Linked DNA regions of Homo sapiens: region 2 is linked to region 1. A link is a loop called in an ENCODE intact Hi-C map of the cell type or tissue named here. Cell type or tissue: chondrocyte. All regions are shown on one strand. Links, peaks and the distances in the headings refer to the core of each region. The heading gives the core; the rest is flanking DNA. Region 1 has its middle 5.5 kb from the start of LINC01656. Region 2 has its middle 26 kb from the start of RTL6.

Evidence for each region. A loop is a pair of places that touch in the nucleus more often than their neighbours do. Peaks named below come from ENCODE experiments on the same cell type or tissue, not always from the same donor. Only the 100,000 strongest peaks of a DNase experiment are listed, where the experiment ranks them.
Region 2: it touches region 1 in a loop (5-fold over the local background); 1 of 110 quality-filtered maps calls a loop at or near these places.

Annotation. Positions count from the first base shown.
Region 1 is chr22:44,447,373-44,450,279 of GRCh38, forward strand. No RefSeq gene overlaps it. Among named protein-coding and RNA genes, the nearest start is that of LINC01656, 5.5 kb to the left of the region's middle. RefSeq lists enhancers at 632-1,295, 1,475-2,674, 2,143-2,282. In chondrocyte, for the core only: no CTCF peak of the experiment used is centred there; DNase peaks (open chromatin) are centred at 1,089 and 2,065.
Region 2 is chr22:44,523,063-44,525,969 of GRCh38, forward strand. No RefSeq gene overlaps it. Among named protein-coding and RNA genes, the nearest start is that of RTL6, 26 kb to the left of the region's middle. In chondrocyte, for the core only: no CTCF peak of the experiment used is centred there; no DNase peak of the experiment used is centred there.

The DNA.
Region 1 (2,907 bases), core at 130-2,629:
ACCTCAGCCTCCTGGGTTCACACAATTCTCCTGCCTCAGCCTCCCTAGTAGCTGCGATTATAGGCGCACACCACCACACAGGGCTAATTTTTGTATTTTTAGTAGAGACGGGGTTTCACTATGTTGGCCAGACGGGTCTCAAACTCCTGACCTTGTGATCCACCCGCCTCAGCCTCCCAAAGTGCTGGGATTACAGGCGTGAGCCTCCGCGCCCGGCCCCTTCAACATTTTTTAGAGAATCTCCTGCCCATGTACACCAGGAGACACATCCCAGATGTTTCTGGGAGCACTGTTTGTAACAGTAAAACAAACACAATGAAACTTTTTTTTGTTTTTGAGATGGAGTCTCGCTCTGTCGCCCAGGCTGGAGTGCAGTGGCGCAATCTCGGCTCACTGCAAGCTCCACCTCCCGGGTTCACGCCATTCTCCTGCCTCAGCCTCCCCAGTAGCTGGGACTACAGGTGCCCGCCACCACACCTGGCTAAAGTTTTTGTATTTTTAGTAGAGACGGGGTTTCACTGTGTTAGCCAGGATGGTCTCGATCTCCTGACCTCGTGATCTGCCCACCTCGGCCTCCCAAAGTGCTGGGATTACAGGCATGAGCCACCGTGGCCAGCCACACTTTTTTAAAAAAAGAAAAGAAAAAAAAGAGGGAAGGGAAGGGAAGGGGAGGGGAGGGGAGGGGAGGGGAGGGGAGGGGAGGAAAAAGAAAAGAATGTTTTCACAGCAGAGGTGTCTAGTCCTGGGAGGGGCTGGTTTGCAAGGGAGTGAGCCCCCCCATCACTGGTGGGAAGGTGAGTTGAGACTGATGACTACTTGTGAGGACGCTGTGCTCTGAGGTCTCATTTGTGCTAAGGTTCCGATAGCTGGCCGGGTACAGGGTCCCTGTCTGATATAACTCCTGAGACCCTGGCTTTGGACCAGGCACAGGGGCCATGCTCCGTGGACATCTGAATGAATGAAAAAAATGAATGAACAAAGTGGTTGCAGGCACCGTACTTCACCGCCCATGCAGACAGCCCTGCCGTCCGGACTCCCAGGGAGCCCTGGCCTGCATTCTCGTCTCCCAGGCATTCTGACTCACACGTTCCCCAGGACATGGAGGGCGTCCAAGTCGTGTGGATGTGTGGCCCTGCAGACTGAGCTGGACTCCTTGAAGAAGAGGACACTGTTGCCCCTCCTCTGCACGCATGTGCCCTCCGCTCTGTTGGCTGGGGTGGAGATGGGGCATCCCCTCTCGGGGTAAGACAGGCCTGGGGGCTGTTGCTGCCAGAGCCACGTCTTTGGCTAATGATTCATACTCTCTGAGCCGAAATCTCATTATTTGCATAATGGAGAAAGGAATACCTCCCCAGAGGGCTGTTGTGGGAACCAGGTGCAATTTTATGGATAAGACAGTTCTATGTAAATGTCAAGGCTGGACCCAGCTGGGGAGTTATGAAGCCCTGCAGGATGGCAAAAGCTGTTTCAAAAAGGCTGCCACGTGTTATCCTACTTAATTCTCAGCACAGCCCAATAACCTAAGTAGGACTGTGATCCCCACGCTACAGAAGTGTAGAATGAGGTTCAAAGAGGTCAGGAACCCAAGCCACACAGGGGCGTGGGACAGCCTCCATACAAAGTCAGGCCAGAGCCTCGCAGGGACCCGTAGTACCGACTGTGTTTGAGGGTCAGCCCCGTGCTTTCTGTTGCTCCAGTCTACCCGCCCCCTGACCTGTCAGCAATGCCTCTGAGAGACGGTGGGCAGAAGGGCAGTCATCCATGGATCCCCGAGCCAGGGCCCTTGCACATGACCTCAGATGAGAGGCCGATGGTGCCAAGGCCTTCTGAGTCAGGCTTGGGTTCAAATTCCTGCTCCACCACTGGGTGATGAAGTACAGGACCTCCTTCCCGCGTGGTTAGAGGGCACTCCGCACCCTGTCCATCCTGGTAAGTCACTTACTTTGGCCAATGGAATCAAGTGAATGCCATGTGACCAAAGGCCTTAAGAGTGCCCTTGAGGTTTGCACTCCGGTGATCGGCCCCGAGATCGGCTGGAGCAGCCTGGGCCAGGAGCTGACCCAGACCCGTCCCTGTCGACCGCACACAGGCCGAGGTTGAGTCACCCGGGCAAAGCCAGTTGGGATCAGCGGAACCACAGTCAACCTGCAGACCCGGAAAAGGGGAAATCACATGCCTGCTGTGCGTGCTGCCCAGGCCTGGGGTGTCTGTGAAACTGGCTTAGTTTGGAAATTCCTGACTCATTCTCTGAACTGCTGATTCATTCTCTGAGCTTCGGCATCTTTGTCTATTAAATGCTCCCTCCTTTCAGGGTTCCTGGAGCATGATCCGAATCAACCATGCTTCCTTTGAAACCCCAGGGTCGCCTGCAGAACAGATCTGCTACATGGGTGCATGTAGCCCCCCCACGCTGGAGGCTCTTTCTCTGCATGTCTGTCTCCCCTGAGGGACCAGGCCGTGCTCAAGGCAGGGCTGGATGGGCCCACATCCCTGCCCAGTGCCTGGCCCAGAGCCTGGCTTGGAGAAGGCGCCCAGGAAATGTCAGGTCCTTGCCACCAATAACCCTGCCTTTTAGGGCATTGTGTGGGGTCCGTCCATTGTTGAATCTGGAAGAACCCCCGGTGCTGTGGGGCCATCCCTCCTCCCTGAGCATGCGGGCACAGGTGCCAGGGCTGCCCATGCTGCATGAGGATTACAGGAATCCTGAAAGCAAAGGCTCGGCTTTGGGGTGGCTGTGGAGGGTGTGGCTTTAGCAGACTGGGAATCCTTTACATCCCAAACCCAGGACGCAAGCAAGGCTGGGTGTTCATAGCCTCAGCACACTGGGGCCTGGTGTCACCCTCAGCCCGGCCATCTACAGAGTCAGAATGCACCAGCCAGGGCAGCAGACAGAGCAAAAAAGACCAG
Region 2 (2,907 bases), core at 168-2,667, 76 kb after region 1:
GGCGGCCCACACAGAGCCGCCTCCCTGATGGGCTTGCTGTGGGATTCGGTGAGTTACACAGCTCATGGCAGGGCAGGAGCTGTCACTGAGAGGTCTGCAGGGCAAGGGCAAGGGCAAGAGGAGAGAAGGGAGGGCGCCCATTTGTGCTTCGAAGCAGCCGCCCAGGCCATTGAATGGCAGTGGGCCTGGGGGAGCTCAGAGCATGTCCTAGAAGATGCTGTCAGGATGGTCCAGCCTGGAGATGGGGCCTGGGATGAGGGGCTGCGGTGAAGATGGGGGTAGAGAGGCAGACTGGATACTGTGAAGAGGCAAAGTCCTCAAGATTTGGTGATAAATCAGGAAAAGAAGATGAGGGAGAGGGAAATGTTAAGCATGACCTCTAGGCAGAGCGGCTGAGTGGGTGGTGGTGCCAGCCACGGAGATGGGGAGCTCTGGCAAAGAACCAGATGTGGGGACCACTTCCCACCCTGCCCTGAGGCTACCAGCCTGGCTGTGACCTCTCAAAGGGAAGACTCCATGTCGAGAGAAAAGTCAGAAAGGTCCCCCAGCCCAGACAGTTCAGGGAATTGTTTTCCCTAGAGAGTCATCACAATTTTTTTTTTTTTAAGACGTTTTGCTCTTGTTGCCCAGGCTGGAGTGCAATCACACAATCTTGGCTCAATACAACCTCCGCTTCCTGGGTTCAAGCAATTCTCCTGCCTCAGCCTCCCAAGTAGCTGGGACTACAGGCGTGCACCACCACACCCAGCTAATTTTTTTGTATTTTTAGTAGACACGGGGTTTCACCATTTTGGCCAGGCTGGTCTTGAACTCCTGACCTCAGGTGATCCGCCCGCCTTGGCCTCCCAAAGTGCTGGGATTACAGGCATGAGCCACTGCACCCGGCCAATTCATCACAGTTTTTAAAAGCAATTGAAGTGAAGGTGATACTGAAAAACAAGTCATAATAATGACTGTTTCCTATAAGTTTGAGAGATTAAATTTGTATCAAGCTGGCTATGGCCCCAAGGCCAGAGAGATTGAGTTGTGGATTCCTTTTCTTTCCAGCTCCTCATTTCTACTGAATTAGAAAATCCCATCTCACAATTCCCGACCTTTGACAACGGCAGGCAGCACACTATGGCTCCTTCTGGAAAAGACAGGCTGAGATCACACAAGAGGCAGTCACTTTTGACAGATTTCTTGCAGAAAACGGATCCTGCCACTGCCAGACTCAGTCAAATGCTGGAGAGCAGGCTGCAAGGAAGATAACAGGAAATGGGCTCCTCACCCGCTTTTTCACTGTGCTCAGCTCTGGACATAGTTCACATTTGGTGGCAGCTCGTGGATGTGATCCCTTGTGTCTGATCCTCAACTGCTTTTCCCAGCAGTTCTATGATTTGGTCTTTTTGAGGCATCTGTGACTTTCCTGGCCTGAAACAACGGGTCCGGGGCCTTCCTGGTACTAAACAGACACTAAATGGATCCTCCTTGAGCCCCTGGACATCTGGCAGGGATATCCACTCACTTTATCCGTGTCAAGAAGCAGAGGTTTATGTGCTGTTTCGTTTCAAATCTCTTCGTGAGAATGTGGTGCCTCCTGTCAGTGACCTCCCAGGGAGAATTCAGACGCCTCAGCAGCTGTGCTTCGTCCTGCTGTCAGTGATTCACGTTAATTCCTTCGATGTGAGGCAAAGTTAGGGCATGGAATTTTTTTTTTTTTTTTTTTTTTTTTTTTTTGAGACAAGTCTCACTCTGTCATCCGGACTGGAGTGCAGTGGTGTGATCTCGGCTCACTGCAACCTCCACCTCCTGGGTTCAAGCAATCCTCCCGCTTCAGCCTCCCAAGTAGCTGGGATTACAAGCACAAGCATGCACCACCACGCCAGGCTAATTTTTGTATTTTTAGTACAGACGAGATTTCACTATGTTGGCCAACTGGTCTCGAACTCCTGACCTCAAGTGATCCACTCAAAGTGCTGGGATTACAGGCCTGAGCCCCGACGCCCAGCCAGGCACGGATTTGATGGTTGCCCCTACAGGGAATTAGATGGTGACACATTGTAAGAACCAACTCGAACATGCCTTTTCCAGTCCACACCATGGCTACCAGAAAATTATCATCCTCATAACTTAACTCTGTGAAAAACCTCTTTTCCTGAAACATGGGCTTTCAAAAGTCAAGGAAGAAAAAGGGACTTCTCCCTCAGGTTTGACCAGAAGCTGTTTGGCATGGTGGTTAAGCGTGTGTATGGAGATAGTTGGCAGGGCATGCACCTCTCCACTGCTAGCTAGCTGTGTCACCGTGGGCAAGGTAGCCTGCCTCCATGTCCCTTGGCTTGTTAGTTATAAAATCTAAATAATAAAAGTATCCCGTATTAAATAAATACATAAATAAAATAGAAGTAAATGTTACTGAATGCTTGCAAAGTGCTTTTAGCACTTCCTGGCCCAAGCACGTACTCACAAAATGCTAGCTGTGATCACAATCACTTTCCTCAAAACCATCATGCTTCATACCGAACCTGTCAGGACCTGATTCACCCTCTTTGCAGCAGACGTTTTCCTGGGTAAAGAGAAGTGACCGCTGACAGGCACATATCCAGGAATTGCTCTTCCACATTCTACGTCCGTGCTGTCAGACAATATGCCAGAGTGCCACTTGATAGAGGATTCTGCTGGTCCTTTAGTTTTCTCCCCGAGCATCACATTTGGCACTAATTTGGGGGTTGCTTTCACTACCTCCTCAGCAGCCACTTCACCTCCTCTGCTTTCGCTACAGAAAGAGCAACTTTGAATGGTGTTGTTTTTGTCTCATTTCAGCCTTTATTAGTGAAATTACTCAATTTTCATGGGCACGCCTGGTTTTGTGCTTGAAATGCGATTTCCTTGCCAGAGAGATCCCCACACTTTCCTTGAAAAAGAGAT